3 separate regions of the Homo sapiens genome follow, and regions 1 and 3 are each linked to region 2. The links are chromatin contacts, found by Hi-C in ENCODE. All regions are on one chromosome and are shown on one strand. Each heading gives the region's core, a stretch centred on a gene start or an enhancer-like site at or near the end of the contact. The rest is flanking DNA. Distances are from core to core; before and after follow the strand shown.

Evidence for each region. Hi-C counts contacts between places; a loop is a spot of excess contacts on that map. Pooled maps may share reads with other maps.
Region 1: a map of ascending aorta shows a loop between it and region 2 (2.1-fold over the local background). The contact joins the enhancer-like site here to the promoter of LINC01415 in region 2. A Hi-C loop is called at or near these places in 2 of 168 maps with a recorded cell type or tissue (ascending aorta and posterior cingulate gyrus).
Region 3: a loop to region 2 is called in a map of heart right ventricle, with 3 times the contacts of the local background. The contact joins the enhancer-like site here to the promoter of LINC01415 in region 2. A Hi-C loop is called at or near these places in 4 of 168 maps with a recorded cell type or tissue (Right ventricle myocardium inferior, cardiac septum, heart left ventricle and 1 more) and 3 of 50 pooled maps.

The regions. Positions count from the first base shown.
Region 1 is chr18:56,400,649-56,405,072 of GRCh38, forward strand. No RefSeq gene overlaps it. Among named protein-coding and RNA genes, the nearest start is that of LINC03069, 210 kb to the left of the region's middle. Within about 2 kb of position 2,388, at least 5 of the 41 ENCODE cell types and tissues checked have a DNase peak (open chromatin) inside an H3K27ac peak, as active enhancers do; they include ascending aorta, where a contact is called at or near this core.
Region 2 is chr18:55,780,073-55,784,680 of GRCh38, forward strand. LINC01415 (long intergenic non-protein coding RNA 1415) reads right to left here and starts at 1,653. Exons shown (of 2, transcript NR_145452.1): 1 at 883-1,653. All of the region lies in intron 2 of LOC105372130 (a long non-coding RNA gene), which reads left to right.
Region 3 is chr18:55,108,232-55,112,837 of GRCh38, forward strand. LINC01929 (long intergenic non-protein coding RNA 1929) reads right to left here. Exons shown (of 3, transcript NR_110743.1): 3 at 1-422. Among named protein-coding and RNA genes, the nearest start is that of LINC01929, 14 kb to the right of the region's middle. Within about 2 kb of position 2,465, at least 2 of the 41 ENCODE cell types and tissues checked have a DNase peak (open chromatin) inside an H3K27ac peak, as active enhancers do; they include heart right ventricle, where a contact is called at or near this core.

The DNA.
Region 1 (4,424 bases), core at 1,138-3,637, 620 kb after region 2:
TACCCAGGGTCAACTCATATGCTACCAAAAGTTTCTATTATTTCAATTTCCTGTGGACCATCAAGCCAACATTACCAATTCTGTGAGTCTCAGGAAAGACACACTTCAGGAAATTAAAATATCTAATTCAATGGTGTCTGATTCCATTGCAAAGATGTGGATATATACACAATCAATAAATGGCACTTCCATCAAAGTGATGTTTACTCCTGTTGATTTTAGCCCTTGAGCTTTATGTACATTACTTCATTTAACCATCTTGACAGCCCCGTGGGATGCATCATCCAGATGTTGGCTGTCACTTGTCCACTTCTGCTGCTCTGTTTTATCCCTATGGCAATCTGGACGCAAAACCAGATCTTTCACTAGCTTCCACAAATTGAATCACATCTAATATTCTATAAGTCTATTTTTGTACCTATTTGAAAAACACAGGATCTTGGCAAAGAATCACAACCCACGATATTATCATTTATAACATCAGGAAGGTTTACATGCCCCCTTCCTGAGTTGCCAGAATATTCTAATGATACATTTGGTAGGATTAGCAGAAGTAACATAAGATTCTCTGAAAATGTGGCTTATCATTGGGAAACTATCATTTTCATTTACAAAAACCACATACACACGCACTCTTGGAGCAAAACCACAAGGAGATGCCCCACTGGAAGTGAGTAGCGTTTTACAGTTTCAATTATCAGTTCACTGAGTATTCACTATGTACCATGCTCTGTGGGACTAGAGAAATAAACATATTCTGCCCATAAGACGTTCAAAGTCAGGTTGGGGAGATGTGCACCATACATATGTGTAGCATATCTATGTGAACCATACATGTGTGTAGCATATCTACGTGAACAATACATATGTATAGCATACACCATACATATGTGTAGCATGCGCTATACGTATGTGTAGCATATCTATGTGTGCCATATGTGTAGCATGCACCATACATATATGTAGCATGCACTATACATATGTGTAGCATATCTATGTGTACCATGCATATGTGTAGCATATCTCTGTGCATCAAACATATGTGTAGCATATATGTGTGCACCATATATATGTGTAGCATATCTGTGTGCACTATATATATCTGTAGCATATATATGTACACACATACACACACAATGTTTAGGAGTTAAATAAAAATAAAACAAATTTGTCCCAAAATAGGGCACATGGATATCCTGAAAGGTCGTTTACCAGAGCTGCAAAATCCTAAGCAGAAGAATCCGTACTGCAGAAATAAATAAGTACAGGCATTGGAGGTGGATGGATTTAGGAGGAGGAAGAGAAGGGAAGGAGGGGAAGTGGGCCCGCCCAGGCAGACAGTGGGTCAGGTAAACATGTTGTTCATTTCAGAGACCAGAAAAGACTAGCAGAGTGGGAAAACGTGGGAACCCTGGCAGGGCCAAGGAAAAAAAATAAGCCAGTAGATCATCATTAACTCTCCTCTCAGCTCTTCCAGAGCTCAGTGCCCCGGACCCTGAGTCCTATTTAAATTCACTTACAGGTCCTAGGTATGTTATCAAAGGGTCTCCATATTCTCTTACTCAAAGTAAGCTCTGCTCAGCTGTGCTCTCTGGTAGATAATTCAGAGGTGACAAGGACACTGGAGGAGGTTTTCTCTGGCTTTAGCTAACAAATCAAGTGTCACACCTGAATGGTGCCAGAGTGAGTTAAAGATTATACAGAACTTTGAAGAATGACCACATCATGTGATCACACAATCAGCCCATCAAAATATACATTTTGGGCACTTGTTTTGTGTCAAACTCCTATAATGACAGTAAATATCATCATAATGTGCTCACATATCTTTCTGATTCTGTAATGAGAAGTAGAATAAATTGTGGCTTCTCCATTCAAGATTAACTCTTCAGTTGTCTTCTCAAAAAAGGAAAAAATATGTTTGAAGCACTTGATACAGGTTGAGTTGTGTCCCTCCAAAACGATATGTTGAAGTCCCAACCCCAGCACATCAAAATGTAACCTTATTTAGAAATAGGATCTTCTAGAGGTGGTCAAGTTCAGAATGAAGTCACTAGGGTGGGCCCTCATCCAATACAATATGATGTCCTTATGAAACGGAGAAGGTTGGCCACAGAAACGGACACGCAGAGAGAAAATGATGGGAAGACACACAAGAAGTAGATGACCACGTGATGGAGGGATGTATCTACAAGCCCAGAAAGGCCTGAGACCACCAGAAGCCAGGAGAAAGGCCTGGAACAGATCCTTCCCCAGAGCCTTCAGAGGGAACATGGCCCTGCCAACACCTTAATTTTGAACTTCTGGCAATTCCAGAACCATGAGGCAACAAATTTTGGTTGTTCTAAGCCACCCAGTGTGCCAGCCCCAGGAAACTGACACAGCACTTTATTAAAATCCCTTCTGATGTCATTTAAGAGATGGTGAAAGAGAGTGAGCCAATTATGCATGAGTCAACCTTTAGCCATTTTAATGCTGTGAGTCCTCCTTTTTTGAAAATATTCCAGTGATCAAAGATGCTGTTTTTTACAACACTGGGTTAAGTTCCACTCTTGTTACAACTACAAGGAAAGCCTCCTTATTTTTACCTCACATTTCTGTTGGGAGAAAAAAGAAACCCAGAGTTCTTCTGTAAGTCATTATGCTCTGAAGATATTTAGTATCAGGCTGATTACTGAATCAAAAGATCTGGTTACCATCATGTCTAATCTGCCAGAACTGAATCATATCCACTGCATGGCTTTCTCCTCCGTTTCCTCCAATTTCCCCCCATTCAACCACCTTTAACTATATTCCAGTTTCTAGCAAATGCTGCTGAAGCTTCAGCTATTTTCTTTAGATTATATAATTTTCCAGAAAACTCAGAAGTTGATCTGCTTAACAAAGTATTCATTTTTCCTCTAAAGCATGGTATTATTTTCCATCTCTAAGAAACGGAGCTTTGTAATATTTGCTCTCCAATTTAGAAAGAAGCATTAGTCAGCTTGCATTGAATGTTAAAAAAAAAAACAAAAACCTGAATGCTACTCTGGTTCTCATTGGAGTGAAATATTTTCTCCATGTAACCAGAAATAGTAATGGAAAATATTTTTCTTTCACACAATATTTGAGCATAATTGGTAAAAGCCTTCAATTATGGAGAAAGTCTTATGAGAGCTAGTCTTTCTTGCAACAAAAACTAATCCATTTGGATTTATGTGACTCTATTAGCTGAAGCTTCTCTGTTTCGATAATAATATGAAATGCTTTTTTAAAGTTTGCATATAGTGTCACCCACGAATGTCTCCAGCCATTTCCCCTGTTCATCATAAAATTTAGAAGTAATAACACTTTGCACCTTAGTGCTGTTTGACAGAAATACTACAATACTAGAAAATTGTAGTAGTACCCTACAAATTGACTCTGATTGCTCATCAACATAGAACTGATTAGTTAAATTAGCTTAAATAATAGAGCATTATAAAAATGACTTATTATCTCAAAATCTGCCATATAAATCATCCTTTTCATTATATTTAATAAAGAGAGTGGACTTTGAATTGTGCTTAATGATAGTCTATAAATGCTAATGCACTCAGTTTGAAGGAACTGAGGTGGGAATTATTGGGCAAATCATAGGATTGAGTCTTGATCCCTATACTAATTTTCCTATAAATTCATAGCCAAATAACTTTACTTCTCTTCACTTTTATTCCCAGTCTATAAAACAAAATAATAATATCTACCCAATAGGATTCTTAAATTGATCCAATAATGTAATGTGTGCACAAACATAATACTTTGATTTCTCAGGCTTCACAAGAACGAAAGTGTTTGTACACAGACAAATCAAACTTGTGATGCAAATTATTTACAATTAGAAGTTGTATATGCAAATATATAGAACATCCCCATGCATATCAATATATTTGCTATAGAATTTAGCATCTTATTCCAACCTTCCCACTAAGGCAGGAATAGACACTACAAAACCTTTCACAGGCAGCCACCCTGCCCTGGTGTAAACATCTCTAGTGGGGGAAAGCCCACTCCCTCACAGGAAGGCTTATTCCACGTTAGAACACCTCCAGCTACAAGAAAGTTGTTTCTACTGTCAACTTTTAATTCCTCATGTTCTAGATCTGTTCTCTGATGCTATATAGAATAGGCCTGATGTCTCTTTCACATAGTAGCTCTTTAGTTATCTAAAGAGTAATGCCCCAACACACACAGATCCATGAATAAATAGCAGGTATCTTTGAATCCCTGGTGTAGCAACCTGCTGTAGAAAGTTCATTTATGATTCTCATAGATGAAAAACTACAGCTCAGAAAGGGTAGTAACGTCTCCAAGGTCACACAGCTAATAACACAAAAGCCAAGGTTCAAATGCAAGTCTGCCAGACTTCACAACCCATGGTCTTAACCACCACACTTTGCTTCTAA
Region 2 (4,608 bases), core at 403-2,902:
CTTTTGTCACGGTGAACCCCACCCGCGCCCCGCGCCGTCCCTTCATTCACTCAGGCGAGGTGGCTTGGATTTGCACCTCGTTGAAGAAGCCTCCCATGCGACATCTCCGCCAGCACCCCGCGCGGACTTGGCTGGGCGGCGGCGGGGAGTCAGCTTGTCACCGCACGGCGGCCGGGACCGCAGCCCCTGGGTGCGCAGTGCGCCTCTCGCTGCGCCCTCCTAGAGCGCGGGTCCCGTGCCTGTGCCCGGCGCGACGCGATCTCCCTGCTAGTCGGGCTCCGCGTGCTCCCCGCGCTTCCCGCAGCCTCCGCGCAGCCCGCAGCGCCCTCCAGCCCCGCCTCGCGGCCGCGGGAACCCGGCGCCTGCAGCCCCGCCCGGAACCGACCGCCAGGCGCTGTTGCCGCCGGCCACGCAACGCGGGGCCTCTGCCTGGCACCAGCCCCAGGTGCCTTGTCTCGGGTCGTGCTGTCGCGCGACACTGGGGACCCAACAGGCCGCCGGCTACTCAGCTGGCCCCGCAGCTTCCCTGCGGCTCAGCGGCCTCCCACCCAGGAGAAAACCACATTTGATGAGAGTTTTGAATCAAGCCGAGCGTTCCCCCAGATGTTCAGCTACCTCAATTTCTAATGATTCCACAATCCCTTGTGATTCATCTCTTTCCTCCTAAGGGTTGCCAATGGCTCAAAGTTTAGACTTGGGATATAAAAAACGCTATTCACAGCCTTATTAGGAGGAGTAGGTGGGGAAGGGGAACTGGATACTGAATGGATTTTTTAATCTACGGAGAAAAATCACTCAACTGAGACCCGGCCTCTTTAATTTTCCTTTCTGAATCTCAGTGACTTCCTCTATAAAATAAAATGCAAAACAATGATATCTCACCTGCGTCAGAAAGTTGGTCACATGGTCTCATGAAGTCTCTTTCAAGGCTAAGATCTCTATGATTTTGTGATCAGTAGATTGAAATTTAAGATTAGAAACAGGTTATTTCTTGAAAGCAGTAAATGGAGGGCATTATGTGTGAATCAAGTACCAGAAGCAGGGGGTCTTTGTCTCTCCCTCTCCCCAGATGGGGCAGGGTCTCCACACTCTGAAATGTTAGTGTCAGTAACACATAATCAGGAAGTCGAATATGCGGATTATCTAGTCCTTTAGGATTCTTTGCACCATTGATTCTTTCCACTAATATTGATAACCCAAAGTTAATGACATATTGTGAGTTTCTCTTCTTTGCCTTCATGTTTTCAATCCTGGAGACAGAAAAAGGAACTAATTCTCTTCTTTTAAAACAAAAACAAAAACAGAAAAAATCAATCCCATTGATCAATGTGGAAAACCAAAGACCCAAGACTCCCCTGTGCCAAATCCCTCCCATGACCCTCCACTGTGATTCAAATTGGAGTGTTCTGGAAAATGCCGGTTCGAATTGCAAGGAGGCAGAATCAATCTCTCTCTCTCTCTTCAAAGGAGACACAGGCTCTTCTCAGGGACATTCCCTTATGTCTTTTTGATGCAGGAGGTTTAAGAGTCTCCATCTTAAAGCCCGCTGAGTTGGCTGAATGCTGACTTTAGGTGCCCACTATGAGCAGTGTAGTGCCCAGTCCTCAGAAAGAATCTAGAGTATTTTTACAGAACGAATTGCCTTTGTTTACCTTTCTGAATCATTTCATGCATGTTGTTGTTTTTGACCCACCCTTTTGCTAGGATACAAGAGCCAACCTTCTGTAAGAGGGGGAGAAAAAGAAGGAAGATGTGTGAGCTCCCCCTGGTGCTTTCCCGCATTCAGGCCAACTGAAAGGAGCTGCAAGGAAACACGTCTACACAGGCATCAGGAAAAAGAAAATATCTGGATTATTTCCTTTAAAAAGGCCTGTTTCCATGCTGATGGGCCTCAGAGCAAGACTTCCAGGCTTCGGGCCTGAATTCTGTATGTCATCTTAGGAGGAATTCTTGCCTTGTCAGAGAACGTGTTTCTAAAACAAAATTTCAAGTGGGGGATTTGCCAAGCTGTCCTGCGGACAGGATTACTCTTGGAATCAAACGGGATTACTTTTTGTCCAGAATTGTTCCCTTTGTTAGGCTAGTTATTCTTTGACTGAATAATTTTCACACACTTCTCTTTGTATGTGTTGACAGCACAAAGATATCACAGGAATCTGGTACCAGCCAATTTGACTGGTGGTGACTTTAATTCCAGACAATATCTCCTATCCTAATAATAACCTGTATTCGTAATGGCCTCTTTAACACTGGGGGTCAGGGACTTCTGTGGACTCCAGTCATCTGTGAAGATCGTCGGGGAGATTTCACTCAGTCTATTCAGTATATCCAGTATAGTGGCCTGAAACAATTTATCAACGTGTAGTCAGTCAGTCCTGCTCTTGGTCCATACAGTGGAGAGTCTAAAAGATGTGTGAAATACATTCCCTACCTACACATGGGCAAATCACTTAAAGGAGCAAACTTTAATGTTCACTAACATAGTTAAAATGGATGGGCCAACATTATCATGGTTCTTTCACCTCCTAAGTAAATGCAAAGCTTTTCTTCACTCCATTTTGTATGTGTAATTTTGATTGAGTGGGAATCTTGTAAAGCCAAAAATGGAACTGAAAGCCCACTCATAAGACCATAAGTTTTTTTTTTAATTTTTAATTTTTCTTTTCAGGCAGGGTATTGCTGTGTCGCCCAGGCTTGAGTGCAGTGGTGCCATCATGGCTCACTGCAACCTCTGCCTCCCAGGATCAAGCGATCCTCCCACCTCAGCCTCCTGAGTAGCTGGGACTTACTGTTGTGCACCACCACAGCTGGCTAATTGTTAGAATTTTAATTTTTATTTTTTTGTAGAGACAAGGTTTTACCATGTTGTCCAGGCTAGTCTTGAACTCATGGACTCAGGTTAACCACCTGCCCCAGCCTCCCAGAGTGCTGGGATTACAGGCATGAGCCACCACGCCTGGCCAAGACCATAAATCTTAATTAATCTAGTTCATAGTCTCAAATTCATTCTACTCTCTGATTTTTATTTCTCCCAACTTACTGTGTGCACGCACCCCCCCTTTTTAATGACATTTCTCTGATTTGCACTGCCATCCTCTCTCCTACTTCAGTGATCCAGCATCCACAATTCATTTTGTCATAGGTGAGGCTTACCTCTTTCCTGTCAGTTCTTCACCTGTACAGATTGCTTCCTTTTCTCTTTTTGCACTTATTGTTTGCAACACCCAATGACTTCTTGTAGAGAGCCCAATTCTGTAGTTGATAAAACCCACACATGCACGTATGTTACATCTGGCTCGGAATTGGAAGCTCCATGGAGAAAGGAAATGGCTTTTGTTTCTTCAGTATCTTCACACTCCCAAATGTGCTGATATCTTTAGTCGTTCTTAGCTAAATGAGTCAATTGAAATAATAATCTGGAGGGATTTTTTTAAATCTCAAAAATTTTCTAAGTCCCATGTCTCTTAAATGAAAAATTGTCAAATGAAGGAGCCATTTTCAGGATTTTAATTTATGTATTAATGGTACTCTACTTCCACCCCAAAAGGATTTAAGGTGAGCTTAAAATATTATGAAAATAAGATAAGATTATTAATTCCATCCATGCAAGCTCTAAAATCTTCTATTTCTAGATACTAATCTAAACAATGAAGAGGTTATTTTTTAAAGACAAAAGGTGTGCTTTATAATATCTCTCATTATCATGTTAAGAAAAAAAACCAAAAACACAGATAAAAAATTTCAGAAATATTTTTGCGTTTTCTTTGCATATCATACACATACACACACACACATACATACATACACAGTCACACTAGAACTGTACTGGCAGTGAACATAGGTTGTTTAAAGTATAGCTATTCAACTGTCATATAAAGTGAAATCTATATTTTCTCTCTCCCTATATGACTATATATTTAACATCTCTATGCATATGTGTGTGCATACATATGTATATGTTATATACACACACTCCACATTATTATTTCAAAGGGGATTTTGCTCCTTCTGGCTACCAGCAATAACTAGTCAATATTTACACTCTTGAATATCGATGACATCATGCATACACAGGAAAGCTGTGGAAAACATCTCCATTTTCAAACAGAGTTTTAATTATTTGTAAAGACTTCAATTGTTCACTAATGTCATGGATTGGTCCTCACAGTGTGAAGTGCAACTGCCCAGATCCCCCACAGTATTATAAATAGTCTTCTAAAGCCGGGTTGATTGATGTTTGGCATAAAACTCTATTCCTCTGAGCACATATATTCCTTCTGTTCACTATTTTCATAGAAAAATACCAGGGCTGATTTTTTATTCAAATCTCCAATTTATGCAGGGTTTAAACTACTAAATACTTAAAGCCGTTTTCAGATCTTTCCCCCCTTTTCTGTTAGGTAGGTAACTAAATCTTTGGCTTCAATGCAAATAAGAATTGGAGATTTAGCAGATTCCTGTGGGGGAGAGGAAGAGTTTATTAATTATATTGAGAATCAAATAATATGCTTCTTTGACACTAATGTTCCATCTTTCTCCACCCCAAGTATCCTATGGGACAACTTTAAAGCCTTTATCAGGGTCTAAATTACTGCATTTATGGTTCCT
Region 3 (4,606 bases), core at 1,215-3,714, 670 kb before region 2:
CCTGTTAGCCATTTTGACTGAAACAGGACCACACCAAAGGCAAAGGCTGGTTGTTTCAGTCCAGAGATGTGCCTCCATAGAAGAATTACTTTGAACAAATCTTAATAGATTTTAGGAAAATATTTTAAAATCAACTGTTGGAGAATTTAACTATTTTCAGATGAACAGTTTATTGCTTGATTGTTTTTCCCTTCTTATTCTTCCATGTGGTTTTATGCAGAAGTGATCTGGTTGTAAAATATGAAGAGATGGCAATAAACTCATTTGGCATTATTTGGATCAAGCAGCTGGTTGACTTAAATCAGTTATATCACTTCTGTCCACCTCCATGCGAAGCACTGGTCCAGACCACCATCTCCCTCACCTGGGTTACTACAGCAGCTCCCAGCTGGTCTCTCTGCTCCTCTTCTCACTTCTCCAATCTATTCTCAATGAAGAAGCACAAATGAAAAAATATTAATTGTATCATGTCACTCGCCTTCATTCATTTAATGAGCCCTAATCACAACTCTTTAGCTTCCTGCCACATTCAGAGTAAAACAATTTCCCATTCTGGCTTTTAGGGCCATCCTTGATCTTGCCCTTGACTCTTTCCAATCTTGACTCCTCTTTCCCTGGGTCACAATCCTCTAGCCCCACTGGGCTCCTCTCATTCCACCCCTGGAGCACACAAGCTTTTCCTCACCTCAAGGCTGTGCACATGTTCTTTGCTCTCTCTACTGATGGTCTCTCCCTTTCCTCTCCTTTTTTTCTCAAAAAGAAACCCCTCTTCTTTTCAGGATAATGTCAACTCTTCAAGTAAGCCTTTAGCACCCAGCTAAAAGATCCCGTCCATCTCAGTCCCTTGCTGGTTATCTTCTCAGCGCATATCACAATTAAGAATGGCTCTATTGCTTTATTCTGTGTTATCCATGGGAGCTGACAAATGTCTGTCCTCTTAACTCATATCTTCCCAGCATCCAGCAGAGTGCCTTGCCCATGGTAGGTATCTAATAGGTATTTTTTGAATTAATAAGTGAATGAACAAATGATATTTCTTTCTGAAATCTTTGTCATCAATCTAATCTGAAGATTGGGGATATTCTAAATACAGTTTAAATAGCCTTATATTTCTTATTCTCAGAAAATGGCCAAGATATACTTCTGGGGCTGAATGGCTAGACCTGTTTTCCTATGGGAGGGTATGGGGATTCTAGCCATGTGAGATAGCCCATATTTTCCATCTTGTGTCATGCCAGCACTCAGCAGTTTTTATCCCAGTCTTAGTATAGCCCTGAAATCATGGGAGAATATGAATACAGTGAAGTTCAGATGGAGGGTGGCTCAGAGTAGGTTCCCTGGACTAGAGTCCAGCAACTAAAATCCAACTAGTCAGGCCAATGGCAAATGGGCAGCTCCTGGGCACCACGCAGGTTGCTACAAAGAACTCAGATTGAGTTTAGGAGCTACTCAGAGGAACCTGGAACACAACACTGCATCAGCCTGGAGAACACTTTCAAATGCTGAGAGCTTTCCTTACTCCAAGGGCATGTTTGTGAGCTATACTATCCAACCCCCAACCCCTCATACTTGGAGAGATGTAAATCTGAATGACACTTAAGCTCTTTCTCTCTCGTGGATATAGACTGAGATCTTCTATGGGCAAATCATTTTCTAAAGAGGTATGTCATTTCATAGTTTCTTCCTAGATTTGAGGGGATGATGCTATCAATTGTCCCTTAGCCTTTAGAAGAGAGTAGCCTAAGTTGAAGAGTTGCTTTTGTCATGCTAACCAACAGCCAAAGCAGCAGGAATTGTGTGATTGAGGGGAACTTCAGGCAGCCCAGGAGGTGCAGGAGTTTATATTCTCTCTCTGTGGCCTACTCAAAGGACTTTCTGATACATACACCTCCAGGGGAGTGGATAGAGTTTATCACATAAACTCCTCTAGGGAGGATTACTTAGGTAAGACTGGAAACTCAGAGGATCTGAGTAGGGCCAAAAGCCAGAAACTGGTACTCTGAATTATAATCCAGATGTCCAGTGGGAAATGCAGCTTGGGAGAGACCTGCACAAAAGTCCTCCAGCATTTTTGTAGTTTTTGGATCGTTTACTTTAACAAGCTCTTCCCCCACTGCACTCCCACCTCTACCTTTGTTTGTTCAACCTTTCCTATATTGACTTTAAATTAAAAATAAATTTTACAAAACATAACACAATAGAGATTCGATGGCTAAGTGATCACACAGCATTTGCCCCAAAGAATGAAACAATTAAAATCCCATCAGTCTTGATAACGTTTTGTACCGTGATGCTAGACTTCCTGTTGCTTTGACCTCTCTCCTTCCGGCATCCTGTCCGGGGACAGAAATGACACCACAAACGTTTCCTGTGCCTGTCCTCTCCACTTCTGACCCCTCACTACATCCTCTCTCCATCTATTTGGAGAGCAATGATTTGGTTCCTTTGGAATTCCTCCCAGTTCATATATTTGATGACACTTGTTGCTAATTTGGGATGCCGACAATGCAGGCAAAAGCCCGGGCTGAGCTCATACCAGCCTTTAGCCTCCTACGCCACTAGCATACTGGCAAATTGGAAATGCAATATTCTTAGCTATTTTTGGTCATAATTTGTTGTGGGATCCCTTCTCACTGCAGTCTTCCTGAGTATCCTGGATATCTGAAATAAATTAATATCTTAAACTCTTTTAGATACTTTTTCTGTGCCCACTCATTTTGAAAACACCTCTTGAAGTATCATAAATCAGTGTCCTGCTGTGCAACTGTGGGAAGGGTCCTCTGGACAGAGGCTGAGGTCAAGGACTCCAAGTCTGGGACCAAGGAGCTACCATCTTGCTATTTGCCCTGGTGCCATAGGAGCCTTCCTTTTCTTCCCCAAGCATCTCATGTCTGTAGAATTAAGATGTCAGCCCATAGCATAACAGCCAATGGCCAGCCATGCTTAATGCTGTGGTCTGCAGAGCATTCAGTACATTGTTGCCAGCCAGAAGATATTAAATACAAGTCATGACCATACTACCATAGAATAATAATTAAAAGAAGATGAGTTCTGTTGCCTTCATGGTACTCTCCTCCCCATAATTTAGCAGCTGATGGGATTGGGAAGCCAGGCCAGGTACAGAAATGGGGCCCCAGGTGCTGTCTGCATACCTTCCCTGCACCAGGAGGCCTTGGTTCTGAGCCCTGTGCTGTCTGCCTGCTGGCCAGCTGCCTGTGGACACCCACAGATGCCCCCCTGCTGCTCCAGACACACCACTGGAATCTATTCCCAAACAGCACATGTTGGGTTCACATTTTCATCCTCTTCCTTCTTAAGATGAAATCTCCCATTTTTTCCTCTACTGAGAGACCCTACTAACTTACTTTATCTGAATCCACACCTGAACATGATCACTTACCTTTCAGAAGCCAAAAATTAATTACTGGCCTTGCCCAAATCTGCATATCCAGAGCCTAGAAATGCTAGAAGTATTTTGCAAAGTGCCTGGCACAGAGAAGGCATTGACTATGTGGCTTACTGAAGGGAGGGAAGAGACAGAGACAGGAGAGGGAGTAGGAAAGAGGGAGTGAGAAACATTCTAAAACCCAGAGACATTCTAATGTTAAGCCTTCCTTGGGTCATTCCAAGCCTTTCAAAGAGACCTACATCTAAGAGAAAACTATGATTTTACCACCTTATGTGGTTATGTGCTTTTATGACTATCAAAGATATGGAGATGCCAGGAAGAACAGATTGACAATAGCAGCAACAAAAGCAGTACCTAAGAGTTATGAGAACTTTTTGGGAGGCACTTTGAAATCTTTGACACGTGTGGACTCATTGAATTTCCAAAACAATGTCATGGATATAGTGAGTAATACTGTTATAGCTATTTGATAGATGAGCAGATGGAATTTAGAGAGATTGAGTAACGTAAAAGTTAGGAAGTTGGAGGGGGTGGTGTTGAATTAGATGTCACATCTACTTAGGGGTTTCTTTAGGTCTTCTCTGAAGGTTCTATGACCCTTCTCCATGGTTCCAAGTTCTCAGAATGTGAAGAAGGCAGGCTCAGTGTCATCTTTTCCTGCTGTCTTAACTTGAATGCTTTATGATTTGATACCCTGAATCCTCTTTGCAACTCTACTTCGGTTGGGATCTCCTGGTGCCCAGCATACCTGTCTCCCTAATCCCACAGCCTCCTGAAACAGCCACGTTCCTTCCCTGTATTGCCTCCTCGTCTTTCAGTGGGGGGTGACAACAATTCAGGCTCTTTCAGTTGGGTGCCATCAAGGCTTTTGTGAGTTGCTGCTATGGAGACAAAGCACAGGTACCGTTTCCATTTGCCACCAATTGCTATTAAAAGACAGGCACGGGATGGGAGCCCAAGATGTTCAGTGAATCAACCTGGAACTTACCCCTTTTTGAAAATTCTAATAGAGGGTAATTCAAGCATGTTTGTTGGTGAGCCATCTGCCTCAGGGACCAAGCACAGGTTAGATAATTAAACTCAACCTGTTCCTGCATGGCTGTCTGACTTACCATTTACCTCATTTCAGACTACTCGCCTCCAAAAACCCACTCTCCAAACTGGTTAACTCATTGTTCCCCCAAAACACCTGTCCTC